Linked DNA regions of Mus musculus: region 1 is linked to region 2. A link is a loop called in an ENCODE intact Hi-C map of the cell type or tissue named here. Cell type or tissue: heart. All regions are shown on one strand. Links, peaks and the distances in the headings refer to the core of each region. The heading gives the core; the rest is flanking DNA.

What was found. Hi-C counts contacts between places; a loop is a spot of excess contacts. Peaks named below come from ENCODE experiments on the same cell type or tissue, not always from the same donor. Only the 100,000 strongest peaks of a DNase experiment are listed, where the experiment ranks them.
Region 1: it touches region 2 in a loop (2.5-fold over the local background); 7 of 42 quality-filtered maps call a loop at or near these places.

The regions. Positions count from the first base shown.
Region 1 is chr6:34,991,134-34,999,081 of GRCm38, forward strand. No RefSeq gene overlaps it. Among named protein-coding and RNA genes, the nearest start is that of Slc23a4, 17 kb to the left of the region's middle. In heart, for the core only: a CTCF peak has its summit at 4,413 (motif pointing left); DNase peaks (open chromatin) are centred at 3,788 and 4,398; H3K4me3 peaks cover 546 bases; H3K27ac peaks cover 429 bases; H3K27me3 peaks cover 693 bases.
Region 2 is chr6:35,059,534-35,067,481 of GRCm38, forward strand. It overlaps Cnot4 (CCR4-NOT transcription complex, subunit 4), which reads right to left. Exons shown (of 12, transcript NM_001164413.1): 7 at 5,365-5,489. Among named protein-coding and RNA genes, the nearest start is that of Gm33046, 70 kb to the right of the region's middle. In heart, for the core only: a CTCF peak has its summit at 3,118; no DNase peak of the experiment used is centred there.

The sequences.
Region 1 (7,948 bases), core at 3,093-5,592, 67 kb before region 2:
CCACAGAGACATGAGCGCTTGAGGTCTGTCTGAATGCCAATCACTGTGGCGTGAGCTGGCCACACTGGCACACACCTTTAACCCCATCACTGGGGAGACAGAGGAAGGCCCATCTCTGTGACTTTGAGGACAATCTGGTCTACAGAGTAAGTTCCAGGCCAGCCAGAGCTTCATTGTGAAACCCTATCTAAAAAATTGATTAATTTTCCAAAAGCCAGGAGTGGTGGCACACACCTGTAGTCCAGAGGAGACCCCTGGGGTTCACAGGCCACCCAGGGCAAGTAGACTTTTCTGATCAGGGAGTCTGGGTGCCAGCACATCCAGGGGCCAGAACATTGAGATGGTGCAATACCGGATAGAGTTTCTCATAGAGTGCTGACCTTGCCTTCATCCTGACCCCCTTTGTGATGGTCTCTGACATCCTTTTTTTTTTTTTTTTTTTTCAAAAATGGGAGGTCTTTGAAAAAACCAAGGAATATGTATCGAGAGGAAAATCTCAGTAAATCAAATGCTCCTGTACTCTTCTTGTGGCCGCACAGTAGGAAAGATAAATGGGTCTTGGGGTGAGAAAAGAAGGGCAGAAGGCACTGGGCACTGAGGAGGAAAACGGGCTCAAGGGTAGAGTTTGGGAATGTCGCTGAGCTTGGTGGGTGGGGCTGCTCTAGAGAGAAGGGTAACTCCATGTGAAGATGGCCGCAGCTTCCCAAGCGCACAGCTCCGAGGCCCAGGCCACCGGCTGGGAATGTCCCTGTGCTGTGGGAGAGGTGCATTGGCTTGTACTGCTCTCTATCACCTGTCTAGGAGAACTCTGGCTTCCAACCAAGGCTCCGGGGAGTGTTCTTGGCCCATCCCAACTCCCAAGGTACAATTTGAGAGCCCTGAGCCACCAAATCAAGCAATGGCAGTCTCATAAAAGTTAACTCTCTGGCAACATCACAGTCACTGAGTACAGAGTGGTCGATGGGGTTCTCTGAGAGGGCACATATTTGCAAGATGTAGGTGGGGAAGGAAACGTGAACTTGGAATGGTGACCTTAGTCTGGCAGAATCCAAGTGTATCTTCACACTAGATTCAGCTGTATACATTTTTGAGGCCACAGAGACCCTAAATCGCACGTCTGGCAAGTGGAAGTGCAGATGTAGAGGCCCTGGGAATTAGGTGATTTCCTTGGTATTGGGGTATGTGATCCGCTGAACTCACTGCCTCCTGACCGATGTGAACAAAGGCTCCCAGACAGAAGCTGCCTCTTCCAGCCAGATCTTCGCAGAGCTGCCTAACTGATGGAGATGCCAATGACTGTGAAGAGTTAAGAACGTTGCAAGTCCTGAGTCCCATCGTCTTGGGCCATCTTATTCCCCTTACTAGCCATATGTTCCCCCTAACCCCCACTCTGTACGTGACCTGACAACTTTGTGACCATTAGATCATTTGGGATGTCCACACAGAGCACTGGTGTTCCACTGGAAGTTAACTTAGCAGATCACCAGCTTCCACCACCTCCAAAGCCACAAGTGTCATCACAGAACAGTCATTCACTCGAGGTCCCTAACAGGCTTCCCTGCTTTGCTGTATTTGAAAAGTGTCTTGATTTATGACCTCCTTTACTCTGCTACCATAAACAGCTCATCAGAGTGGTACCACCTTGGAGTGTGGAACTTGAAGTAGCCTAAATCTGTGTTCCTGGGTTGTGGTCATTCATATTTGGCTCCAGAATAAATTATTTATCGCCTTTGAAGTGGGATTTGCATTGGCACTGAGCTACAGCTGGACTCATGGTCCTTCAATCTTAGCTATGCCGTTACACAGGCATCCCAGCTCTGGGAGAGTCCTGGCCATTTTGCCTCTTGAATGCAGAATCCATTTATTATTTTTATTACATATTTTCTTTATTTACATTTCAAATGTTATCCCCTTTCCTAGTTTCTCCTCCGAAAATCCCCTACCTTCTCCCCCTTCCCCCTGCTCCCCAACCCACCCACTCCCGATTCCCTGGCCAGGCATTCCCCTATACTGGGGCATAGAATCTTCACAGGACTAAGAGTCTTTCCTCCCATTGATGACCAACTAGGCCATCCTCTGCTACATATGCAGCTAGAGCCACGAGCGCCTCCGTGTGTTTCTTTGATTGGTGGTTTAGTCCCAGGGAGCTCTGGGGGTACTGGTTAGTTCATATTGTTGTTCCTCCTATGGGGCTGCGAATCCCTTCAGCTCCTTGGTTACTTTCTCTAGCTCCTTCATTGGGGACCCTGTGCTCTGTCCAATGGATGGCTTTGAGCATCCACTTCTGTATATGTCGGGCACTGGCAGTGCCTCTCAGGAGACAGCTATAATGTGCCCTTTATTTTTATTTTGAGGCTGGTCTTTTGTGGCCCAGGATAGTCTCACTCATTAGATAGCCAAGACTGACCATGGACCCTTACCCTCTTGCCTCTGCTTGCCCAGTGCTGGGATTACAGGCATGTACAATCATACCCTGTTCACACAGTAGTGGAAATTGAAGCTTCACATATGCTAAGAAAGCACCCTTTCAACTTAACTACATCTCCAGCCCCCTAAGTCAGTTCAAATGCATAGGAGAACTTTGCATTCTCTTGTGTAATATAATAGAAGTTTGGAAATGAAAGATAGAGGGTAGCATGGGGTTAGAGTTCCCAGAGACACTGTGTCCCCCAAACTGCGGTTCTCATCACAATTCAAAAGCTGGTTCTGTTGTTGGCAGTCAGAGTTTGGTATGGATGTTTCCAGGTTTTTGGCCTCTTAATCCAAAGAACTGAAAATAAGAGTCATACAAATTTGCCAAAGCAGCGAAATAATTTTATTTAGAGCAAATTGATAGCAGAGATCAAATAGGGACACGCTGTGGAGATTAACAGCTGGCTATAGGACAGGGCACACTCAGGGCCCTGATTACTGTCAGGGCTTCCTTGTATGGGACTCAAGAGAAGGAAGAGGAGGAGGAAGAGGAGCTTGGTTGCTAAGGGATATAACACAGTTCTCTATTTTGATTGGTGGATTGATAGATGGGTAGCTTGCTAATACGTTTACTTTCGAAAGTGTGTCCTTTCCCATAATGCATGATTCTCTCTCTCTCTCTCTCTCTCTCTCTCTCTCTCTCTCTCTCTCTCAATTGTGCATAGGCATAGATGGTAAGTGGAGAATCTCTCTAAAAGTTTTCTAGAGCACCTGACAGGATTACCATAAAAGTCTAGCTCATAGGAAGCTACCGGTCCTGTGTGCGAGGTTCCGGATCACGCCTGGGAGGGACTAAGGTCATGTATGCACTATACCAGGAGACATCCACTCAGACCTTAACCCTGATTTCTTGCTATTTTAACCTTCTCATTTGAAAGCATTTCTATATAAAAGCAGCATTGTCTCAGTGTCGCAGCGTTACAGCACATGTGAGCTGTGCTGGAGAATTCCCGGGAGTCTAGGGCTCCCTTTTCACTGCATGTCCCCATCGGGGTTCCTGTCCCTCTTTCATACCTCAGGGTCAGTGAGCCTGCTTGGGTGTTGTGCAGTAGAAGCTCGCTGAGCGTCCTGCTCGGTATGGGTCCTGCAGTATGGGAAGGTTACCCTCTTTTGGACACTGCTTCTTGAGTTGGTAGTGACCCTGAGCTGAAGAACCCAGCCTGCCTCCTTTCAGCTCCTTGAGTAGCAGACCACTGGGCTCCATGGCTTCCTTTTGGGGGCTGAGAGAGGTGCCGGCTAACAGGCAGCCCAGTACTGGCTTGTCTCCAGGAAGACAGTGCTGACACGTGGAGTCACCAATGGTGACCACACCCACAATGAACACGCTGCGACCCATGGCTTTCACAGGAGCTGTTGCCTCTTGACTTCTCATGAAGTCTATTTCCCAGTAACTCCCGAGCCCTCCATAAATGCTCACCCCAGAGCACCCAGAGCCTTCTGCCAACATCCTGGCTGTCTCTATCTTCTGGACCACATGCTAGCACCAGGAGAAGATGCTATGAAGCAGCGTTTCAGGTTGTTTGTTCTGGACACAATGGACTCCCACGGTCAGTGCTGGGCCTTTTGGGTACAGGGACCTAGGAGGAGGCAGGGAAACTGAGCGTCACAAGTGTTCCTACCATCTGACTGCTCAGCTTGGGTATCTGCAGAAACAATATGGGAGCTGAGGTGTCCGGCTTGTGGGACTGCACTGCAGGCAGTGTGATCCTTCAGCAAGCACTCCACTCGCACCGCGCTGCTGAAATCGAACAGGGTTACTGCCTGCCCTGCGGCACACAGAGACTGCAACCCATGACTGTATTGTCTAGACTGATCCAAGTCTTTCTTTCTCAAGTTTGGGGCTGAGCGAATAGGGGGAGACAAAACTTCTGACCTATCACCGGTCAGAGCGTCAGGAAATAGAGAACAAGGCCACAGTGCCACCCAGCGGACAAATAAAAAACAGCGCCCTTCCACCTAGAGGCGAAATAAGCCAGCCTACCGGCCTGGCCAGAATCCTGAACACACCCCACCTTCCAGAACTGAGGGTTGGGCTCTGTCTGTGGTGCTGACATTCCAGGATGCTCTCTGGACTGAAAGGGCTGGAGGTTTGGGGGCCGGGAGCCTGGCACGGAACTTTTCTGTCTCAGCACAGAATGTTCCCCAGCCAAGGCATATGTCCTGGCCTTTATCAAAGGATCCCCTGCCCAGTCTACTGAGGACTGGATAGGAGAGAAATAACATTGTCTTCAATCTGTAGTACCATATGAGCAGGTGAGAGAGATCTAAATGAGAGTGTTGTTTAAAATGAATATCCTGGGACAAGGAGATGGCTCCGTGAGAGCACTGGCCATGCAGGTGGGAGCGAGGATCAGAATTTGGATCCCGGCACCTATGAAAATTCTGGATGAACTTGAAAGCCACCCATAACCCCAGCAGTTGGGATGGGGAGAGAGGCAAGTTGGCTAGCTATAACAGCCAAATCAGCAAGCTTGGGGTGCAAGTGAAAGACCCTGCCTCGGTGACTGAAGAGGAGAGTCACTGGAGAAAGCAGACACAGACCTGTGGCCTCCACGTGCACGCACCCATATACATTCACACCCAGACACAAGTGCACACACACGTGAACATACACCACACGCATGACAAGTACCTAAATGATTCTTTCTTCCTCTTCCCCCTTCCTCCTCCCTCCCAGCCATCCACCCATCAACCACACAGCACATCCTACAGCGCTCAGCTACTGTGTGGTGTTTTGAGCATCGTGCCAGGTGGTGAGTGTACCAAAGTCAGCAAACCCGACACACATCCCTGCCCTCATGGAATTCACCATCTGGCGGGAGAGAAAGACATTAATCAAGGAAGTGCGAGGACCACTGCACGCTCTCGGCTGAGATGAGGGCTAGAGTTCTCGCTCTTGAACTGGGTTGCAGCCTCAAGTCGTGGACCTGGATGGGAGGGTGCTGATGAACTTGCCAATAGTAAAAGGACCCAAAAATGAATTCAAAATTAAAATCGTTGTGAATCAGAGGAATTTCCATTGGTGTTCATCGCCCTTGGCTCCAAGAGTAGAACATGTCACTTTGCACTGATGCCATCATGCCAGCCACTGAATGCTGACTGAAGTGCCTGGCTGAGATTCAAAAAGTGAAGGCTGTTTACTGCACACACAGGGTTCTCTGCTCTTACAGAAACACAGTAGCTTAACTATGGAAAGGACATTAGCATTTCCCTACCATTGCTCCTCAGCACACAAGCATCAGGTTCCCAGACCTTTGGATTGTATTGTGTTAGAGTGTTTGATTTTAAAAGTTGCTACTTGAGAGGCCTGGCAAGATGGCTCAGTGCATAAAGGCAGGTGTCCCCACACCTGACACCCTGAGTTCAATCCCCAAGCAGGCTCCACACAGTGGAAAGTGAGAATTGACTCTTGCATGCTGTTCTGGCCTCCTCTTATGGGGTGTGGCGTGTGGGCTCCTATGAGCACACACACATATACACCCACATAAATAAATTAAAATATTTAAATTTTGCTGCTTGAGACACTGAGTTTCATCAAAAAAAAGTTAACTGAAATTTGGCTTGGGATTAGGACAGAATTTCTGAAAACTTCTGAAATGTACTAAAACATACTTCTGCCATTTTGTACTGAATATTTATGCAAGGAGGTCTTCTTATCAGTGACAATTATGAAATCGAAATATCAATCAATTCTGAAAAACACTGAAGATGCTGTATTCTGCAGTGTCAGATACTCAGCCAAAAATTAACAGGCATCGATCTCATCAATATTCACATATGGGTTTTTTTAATAAACAGTGTATGTATGTGTATAAAAGAGTTGTTCTAAAATAAATGTATAATTATCAGCAAACATTTAATTCATATACTTATATTATATATTTACATACCCAGGGTTACATGAAAATAGGGGTCCTGAGTGGAACTGGTCCAAGAAGCTGCGCTGCGGAGGAGGAGGAGCAGCGGGCGAGGCTACCACTCCCCATCACGGGGACTCAGAAAAGGCTGACTTGACACGTGTTAGTGTTTGGAGGAGGCAGCGTGAGCAGAGGTTCTGGGGCAGCGGGGAGACCGGAACCGGGTAGAAAGAGCAGAGAGGAGCGTGGTGTTAATGGATGCAGAAAGGGGGCTACAGGCAATGAGCTTGCTGGCCATCTGAAGACTCTACTATTGCGTCTGAGGAGCCAGGGAAGGTCGCTGGTGTGTTTGCGCTGACTGGGTGAGGGTGGAGTGGAGAGTGAGGAATTATGGGGGTCTTCCGGGATGTTTGATAGGGTGCAAGACTGGAGTTTTTATGGAACTGGGAAGAGTCGAAAGAGGCTAGGTTTGGAGTAGGGGAACGTGAGTGTAGATGGTTTGGAAATAACCAATCGGATGTCAAGTGTCTGTGTGCACCCGAGAGGACCTCCTGTCAGGCGGCGGACACGTCAGCCTTGAGACTCAACTCAGTAGAAATGACAACCGGAGGGTAGGAACTGTAGGAACGCTGAGGCTCTGGTGAAAAGTGGAGACCAACGGGTGAACCAGAGGCCACGTGTGTGACAGTGCAGAGTTCAGGTCAGAAGTTGTGGGTGTGGGAAGGGGTGAGTGACCCAGATCTTACTGTCTTGTCCAGGGTCCGGTCACTAGAACTGCACTAGAATGGGATCCTCACAAACACGGAGAGACAGCAGAGGCCAGCGCTGGTGAGGTGACACAGAAGCTGAGCGCTTGCTGCTTGTCCAGATGACGCAAGCGCACTGCTCCGCATCCACATCAGGTAGATCACAACCACCTGCAACTCATAGGGCACTACACACTTGCGGACTCAAGATATGGATTTTGATTGTTTGTTTTTTCGAGACAGGGTTTCTCTGTGTAGCCCTGGCTGTCCTGGAACTCACTTTGTAGACCAGGCTGGCCTCGAACTCAGAAATCCTCCTGCCTCTGCCTCTGGAGTGCTGGGATTAAAGGCATGCGCCACCACCGCCCGGCTGAATTTTTTTTTTTTTTTAAATAAATGCTTCTTGGGCTAGGATCCTTCCTTGAGTCAGGAATGTACTATTTGCCTAGTATACAAAAAGCCTTGGATTCCATTCTGAGCACTACATGAAACCAGGCATGATGCTACAGACCAGCTTGGAACACACAAGTGCCTATTGTGGGCTAAAATGGAGTGTGGGAGGCAGCGCAGCAGCGGACAGACTGATGGGGGTGCTCTGTGCTGGTGGGCCTGGCTCCCTTGCTTAGGACCTGCATTGCTCTGCAGCCCTCTGGCAACCACCCAGGGTGAAGCATCACCCAGAAGGCACTGGAGTGGGCTGCCCTACAGAGTCCATAACTATAACCCTCTGTGTGGCAGCTAGGATTTTCCCATGTAACACCCTGTAGATTAATTACTGCTGAGTGTGTTGGTACCTGCCTGTCATCTCATCACTTGTTAAGGCGGAGACAAGAGGATTGCAAGTTCAAAAACAGCCTGGACTATATAGTGAAA
Region 2 (7,948 bases), core at 2,153-4,652:
TTTCCTTTTTCCTTTCCTTTCCTTTTCCTTTCCTTTCCTTTTTCCTTCCCTTTCCTTTCCTTTCTTTCAGACAGGGTTTCTCTTACATAATCTTGGCTTTCCAAGCTGGTCTTGAACTCACAAAGACCCACCAGTCTGCCTCCCAAATGCTGGGATTATAGGTGTGTGCCACTTTGCCTGGCTAAGAATTATTCTTTTTGGTGGGGGTGGGGGGGAGTTTGGTTTTTCGAGACAGGGTTTCTCTGTATAGCCCTGGCTGTCCTGGCACTCACTTTGTAGACCAGGCTGGCCTCGAACTCAGAAATCCTCCTGCCTCTGCCTCCCAAGCGCTGGGATTAAAGGCATGTGCCACCACCGCCCAGCCTAAGAATTATTCTTAATACTGAACTTGAAAGACATTGAAAGATGTGACAAGCCTTCCTACAACAGCCGGTAAAGCCTTTATTTTAATCTTGTATTTTTGTAATGAAGTTTAACTTTCAAAAAGATGTATTTAAGTTGACTTATACACTTTTTTTTGATGTACCTTCTCTTCTAGAAAATAAGGACTTGAAGAACCTTATCTTTTAAAAAAAAAAAAAAAACTTGTTATTTCTGTGTTTATGTGTGGTGTATATACTTCTGTGTATGCTCCCACGTGCACCCATGGAAGCCAAAGAAGGAACTCGTGTGATAATTCACCTATTTAGTCACTCTGCACCTCTCTTAATGAATCAGAATCGAGGCTGGTGTGGAGGAAAGACATTTCTCTTCTAGTGTGGACAAGGGATTTGCAATCTCTATCTTTATTTTTGCATCAAATGCAGAGCTGTTTACTAGTAATTAAGAATCTCCTCCCCAAACCCAGCACTAAGGTTACAGGTGTGCCTAATACTTGAACTGCTCTTCATGATTTTGTAACAAGTATCTGCTGAACCATTCCCCCAGGCCCTCAGTGCCCTATCTTCAACCATTCCTCTCTTTACTCTCAAGTAGAAACTTCTAGTTTGTTTGGAAAGTCAGTTATGTTAAATGATGTTTTGCTGGAGCACACAGGTGAAAGGATCCAGGATGATGGAGTACAAATATGACCCTACAGACAGTGGGAGATGAGAAGAGAGCACTGGTTTGGTTTGTCCTGCCTGCTGTTCTTCACTTATGACATCATGTTTGCCTCACATAGCATGGTTGATCTCCACTAGTGGTGACACCAGAGAGAAAACTCTCTAGAGAGAAACTCGTCAAAGAACTGCTTGCAAAGTTCCTGTGGCAGCTTGCTGCTTCCACGGCCTTGCCTCGGGCCAGTTGGTGAGCCTTGCAGTTTCTTCAGGATTGAACTACAGCTGCCAGTTCAGGCCTGGTGTCTGCCTGCTGAGAGGATTGGTCTGCAGCTGCTGAGTCGTATTTGGTGTTTGCTATGGGACGGAACTGCTGCCCCAGAAGCTTGAGCTCACCCCCAAGGAACTATTACTAAAAAAGGTCCACGTCCCCCATATCCTAGTAACCTTTCTCTCCCACTACCTCTGCTGGGTGGTGGGCAAGAGGAGAGGATAGACATTTATTAAAAGTAGGTTGCAAAAAATTTATGCCTACATTATTCATTGAGAAACAAGAATACAGTGGTTCTTTTAATATAAAAGTACCTCAAGTGGGATTAGGGTATATATAAGCAGGGGTTCCCTGTCCAAACAGTAGGTGCCTGTTTGTCTAGGACTTTAGCTACCTTTCACTAAAACCTAAAGTTTAATATCAGAATGGAAAAATACAGGCCATAAGACAAAGCATATGCATTGAAGAGTGTGGGTAATAAAAATCAGACAACATAAAGAAACGTCCCTGAATATTCAGCATATGATGAAGAAAGGGAAGGCACTCTCACTGGGGATATAAGAATGATTTTGCCAGTAAGTGGTGGCAAAAGCACTGAGGAGGCAGAGGCAGGCGGATCTCTGTGTTTGAGGCCAGTCTGCCCTACACAGTGAGATCCAGGACAGCCAGGACTACAGAGAAGAGACCATGTCTGAAACCCTGTCTCCAAAAACAAAACAGAACAGAACAAACAAAAAAACAAGAGGAAGAGGAGAGGAAGAAGAGGTAGAGGGGGAGGAGGAGGAGGATCAGAGTGGTTAATTAGCCTGACTGTTTGAGTTTTTGCCCCACCTTGCAAGGTCATAATAAACAGCCTCACTTTTACCACTGAGTTTCTGGTAGTAGTTACTTTGAAGTGGAGGTAGGAGCAATTACCTACAATTTCGTCTAACTTTCTAAATAAATCCAGTGAACTTAAGAGGGGTAAGATCCCCTAGGTCACTTAGTGGCTCTCCACCATTTATGCACATGTGTACTAACTACATAAAAGTCAGAACAGTTCAGACACTGACAGAAACTAAAAGACAAAACAGAAAACCAAACCCCTAGCAATTGGCCAATTTTAATATCAAGTAGCCAAGCTTAGCAGACTGTCACCCATTTAATTAATAAATAATTCTGGGTTTTATGCAAAAATAAAAATGGAGATTGTAAGTCATTTGTGTGTAGTAAAAGAAAGTCTTTCGGGAGGCCCATAAAATGCAGGCCACTTTTGTGGCTGCTGTGCACACACTGAGAGTCCCTGTTCTCTACCACTTACCTCTAGCCCTCTGCTGGCAGCACAGCAAAGCCTCCATAGAAAAATAATGGACATGTAAATTTTTGCATACAATTTCAGAGTTCACAGGTATCTCAATACCTATTTATACTTTAACAAGCTTTGCTTGAGAGCATCTTGTACATTTTTGACAAACTACGCCTTTTTTTTCTTGAGTTTTAGAAGTACCAAGTAATGCCATGGAATTCAGAGAGCAGGAGTAATGCACTAATTCCTCCCACTCTAATCTATTAGTAAGGCATTCAGATGGCTCCTGTCTAGGAGAGCACACCTAATTTTCAGTAAGAAAAAGGTCAGTAGTGAAGCATTTGCCTAGCACACATAAGGCCCTGGATTTGTTCCAAAGCACCACAAAAAGGTAACAGTAACTATGGTGGTGGTGATGGTAACAATATACACTTCCTCTCCAAGGAATAAAAACTGGTAGATTCCCTATAAAAGTTTTCCTTTCAAAACCTTTACTAGATAATATACTAGCGCCCTCTATCTGTGGTCAAAGGAAGCTTAAAACACTATCAATTTTTTGGAAGCTACAACTCTTAATACACCTCAAGAGATTTTCAGTCAAAATACATATGGTTATAACATGGTTTCACTTAATAAAACTAATGTGACTGACATGAAACTCTTTTCTAGCAATTTGTCCTTTAAATTTTTGGCATAGTTTAAACCTGTTAAATGAAGGCAAAGTGAGATGAGTCTAGTCTTTAAAATGACAAAGATTTGGGTTAGAATCTTGTTTCTACAGCACATTTGTGTGGAATACTTGTTAGCACTTAACTCAGTTAGTTTTCTTATCTGCAGTAATAACGACAGTATCTGCCACACAGGAGCATGAAGATAAAAGAAGCACATTAAAAGTTTATTTACATCTTCCCTTTGTTTTAGTCTTAACTTCACATCTTCATTTTCCCACAAGGACTGTGTGAGCCACATCAAGCCATGATCACAGTGACTCTTACCACACTGTGATACACTGTGACTCTTATCACCAGGTCTACTCAGTGTCTGAAGCACAGTAACTCAGCCAGGCATCATTCCTTTTACACTCTGGTTGTTGCACAGATAATGTCCCAACCTACACGAAAGAACCCAATACCCATCCTTACACATTACAGCTGTGTGGCTTCCTTGTTTTCTATTCTCTGCATTTGAATTCCATCATTTCTAAGCAATGTAATCATACAGAAAACTATTTTTAATAAGAATGACTGAGTATAGAAATGCTGAGTATATCAGAAATGTTTACTACAACAATCTCATTTCCTTATTAAGCATCCCAGACACTGTAGGTAATGAGCAATAAATAGCACATGGTTCATCATCTAGAAAGAGTAGTACAAATTATCAAAGGAGATGGTCAGTTTGTTCAAACCAAAAAATATGGTTGGATTTAGCTCCTATTCCTAACTTCAAGGTAAATAAAACTCATATTGTTAAATATAGTAACTTTATGTTTTATGCTGAATTCTACTTATATATCTATATACATATATCCATTATGTGTAAGTGTATAAAAATAAACATTCACATTTAAATAGTTGTAAATATTTAAATAATATTCAGCATCAAAAGGCAAAGACACCTGCTTTTAAATTCTAAACATAAGAATTATGTTTGAAGAAAGATTTTAACAATAATCTGTGTAATTCTTATTGATACATTTGAAAGCTGGTTATCTTACTAGACTACAGACTCTACTATTTAAAGCGGAACATTAAAACATCACTTAAAGAATATTTAGGACACAGTAAAATCCCAAAATTATTATTTAGCTATATAATTTCCTGACAACCTATGCCAAAGTATAGTTTAAGAAAGGAAGATCACTAAATCAGCATGAGACATTGTACTAAAAATTATAAATCTGTTTTAACACTCATCCAGTATCTACCACCCAGAACAACGTTAGACACAGCACACAGGGAGGTTGCTGTTCCCAGGGGTAAGACTATTCCATCTTCTCCTCACAGATACAATGCCATCGCTTCCCTAGACTAAACAGCCATGCCTACCTGTAACGGAAACACACACACTTTAGATAACTACCACTTTCTCTTTTATAACATGCTTTCTCCTATTAGGTCAGAGAGAAAGCTTAGATTGGATGGCAAGAGTGTTCAGTATCTAAGTTTCCTTGGTTTACTTTTGCCCTACCCAACATAGGGTTCACACACCTGAGAAGGCCAAGAACTTGCTATGAAGCCCACCCAGTGTGTGACCTCAAACCTGTAACTCTCTCAAATTAGCCTGCTAGAATTAGAGACATGAGCACTACACCCAGATCTCTGATTGCCTTTCAACGTGAAAGGTGCCCTGGGCTCAGAGTAGTCTGTATAGATATAAGAGCCAAAAGTGAAGGCATCAAAGAAAATGAAGTGTTAACAGAGAGCAATGAGCAAGAGAGACTCAAACTTAGCCATCCATGCCTGTGGTTTATGCCTTTAATCCCAGAACTCAGAAGGCAGAGGAAGGAGGATCTCTCTGGGTTCAATGTCAGCCTGGTCTATATAGTGAGTTCCAGGCCAAATGAGGGCTACTTTAAGACCCTGTCTCAAAATAAAATCAAATAAAAATCCCACTCAGAAACTATGGTCTGACATTTCTACATAATTGAACAATGCATAAATGATAGATCTTTTTATGAATTTTGCCTAAAAAACATACACAATGAAAAAAAATGACAAACAGGAAGGACATCGGAGTATCAATATTTAATCAGTACTTACGTATCATACCTTTGTAATGGTGTCACTTTGTTCTTATTCTTATCAACTGAACCCGTAGATAGCTGAAGAAAATTGGGATTTAATTTATATAATTCTTGGAGGAGCTTCTGTTCATATTCTTGGTGCTTACCCGCCTAATGAAAGAAGAAAATAAAACTGCAGTAGGATTCAAATAAAAAAAAAAAAAGTCTGGTATTAAATACTTGGTTCCTTTCTGAATTATTAAAAGTACCATAAATGGAATATTAGTTTTTTCAGAGTCAAAAGAAACATGAGATGATGCTACCAAACTTTAACAACAACAAGTTATTGCAGTCAAGGTAAACTACAGATACTCAATAGGCCAAAACATTCTTTCGGCATCCCATGAAAAGAACAATTTCACATATCAATGCATCAGAAGGCCTTGAGATAGCTCACTGGGTAAAGGCTCTTGTTGGCAAACCTGACAACCTGAATCTGATCCCTGGAAAACATGTGTGGTTGGAGAGAACCAACTCCTACAAGCTATCCTCTCACTGCCACATATGTGATATGCCACGTGTACATGTGTGCACTCATATACACATAAATGAATAAATATAATACAAATTTAAAACTACTTCCAGTTTCTAAGTTTTCTGATGCCCCAGTTAGCTTTAACTTTCAACCTGACACAACCTAAACTCTCCTAGGAAGGAAACGCCAACTGAGGGGCTGTCCAGATTACAGTGGCCTCTCGGCATGCCTCTTGCTTGTTAACCGGTGTAGGAGAGGCTGGCCCAGCCAACTATGGACAGGACTATTCCTAGGCTATAAAAGAAAACTAGCTATGTATAAGCAGGTCAGTAGGAAAGGAAGTAGCATTACTCTATGGGTTCTTACCCTGACTTCCCTCAAAGATGAGCTAAATAAAACTTTTAAGCTAAAAAAACCTCCTTTCCTCTCATAAGTTGCTTTTGGTCATGCTGTTTGTCAGAGGAAGCAGAAGGAAACTAGACCACCTATGATTAAATGAAATTTATCAATAGATGGCTATACTTAGAGGTCAATAGTATAATGAATCCACAATTTTCTTATATTTTCCTTCATCTTAACACCAGGTAAAAATACCATTAACTTGTTTTTATTATCTACTTTCTCCCTACCAACAACAAAATAAAAATTCATGTCTTAACTCTAAACTAGGACTGAGCAGTTTACAGCCAGTCTCTTGTTTTAGAAATAATACTTCACTGGGCACAATCTAGTTACTCGTTTATACACTGTGTGTCCATAGGCTATCTTGCTACAATGTCAGAGTAAAGTGTTACAATAGGGATAGTGGAAGACAGTGACAGAGACTACAACTGCCTAGGAATCTTAAGATACTTTATGAGACTGGCCTTTGCAGAAAACTTGCTAGTACCCGATGCATACACAAAAAAACACCTGTCAGTGAGGTTGGGGTACCTTCCTATCAGAAGGCAATGTCACAAATGGTACAGGAGATTCATTGAAAAGATTCATTGAAAAAGCAAGCTGTAAACAAAAGTAAATAACAATAAAACTGCTTCTGAGTGACTGTTTACCATTGCCTGTGTGTCTTAACTAAAAGGACATTTCATTTACTATGGGAATATTAATGATTTGAAAACTGTGACTTAAGTATATCTTGCGGCAAAATAAAAATACAACAGAATAAATCAAGCGATGAGGGAGGACAGAATCATCTAACTGAGCACAAGCAACTGCATCACTTACAGCACACAGGGCCCTGCTTCTTACTCTGCCACCCAAGGTAGTTATTCAGTTTTGAGCTATATAGTAACAGGGAAAGATGGGTTTGGTGATTTGTTATGATACAACTTACTCAAATTTTCTTTCCATGCTGAGAAATATTTCAGCAAAGAAACTATCAGAATAAATTTTAAACTCACGTAAAATGTTTTAAGATTGTGGGGGATAAATTTTTCATCTTTAAACCTTGAACCACCTATAAAACTCTTTCTGTAATCAATATTTCAGGAGTTATTATGGCTTGGCCTGATTCATAAGTGATCATGGTGCAGTTCATACAGGCAGTTAAAATCCCACCACATGCATTTTCTCCTACTGCTCAATGACAAATTTACATGGAGATCAATCTGGATTTAGAAATCCTTAGACAAATTTCCACTGTAACAGCATGTGGGTGTTAAGTACATGCTCCTTAAAACCCAGTTTGAAATGCTATCTAGCTTCAAAGTTAACTCAGGAGCGAGGGGGCTGACTCAGTGGGCAAAGTGCTGCTGTGCGAACATGAGGAACTGAGTTCAGGACTCTGTGTATGTAAACAAAACAGAGTGTTTGGAGAAAATAGTAGGATACTAGGGACTTCTTGGGCAGCCAGTCTCAGATCAACCAAACAGACCCTGAGCCATCCAGAAAGACACTCCGTGTGTACCTCTAGTTTCCACAGGTACATGTACCTTCATATACCCAAACACACCACACACACACACTCAGAAAACATTTCATTTTGAAAAAAAATCAACCATAAACAAACAAAACAAAGCTTTAAAGTACTAACTGAAAAATATGTACTTTGTCTTCCCTCTTGAGTATCATTATTTTTAACACTGTTTTTGAATTT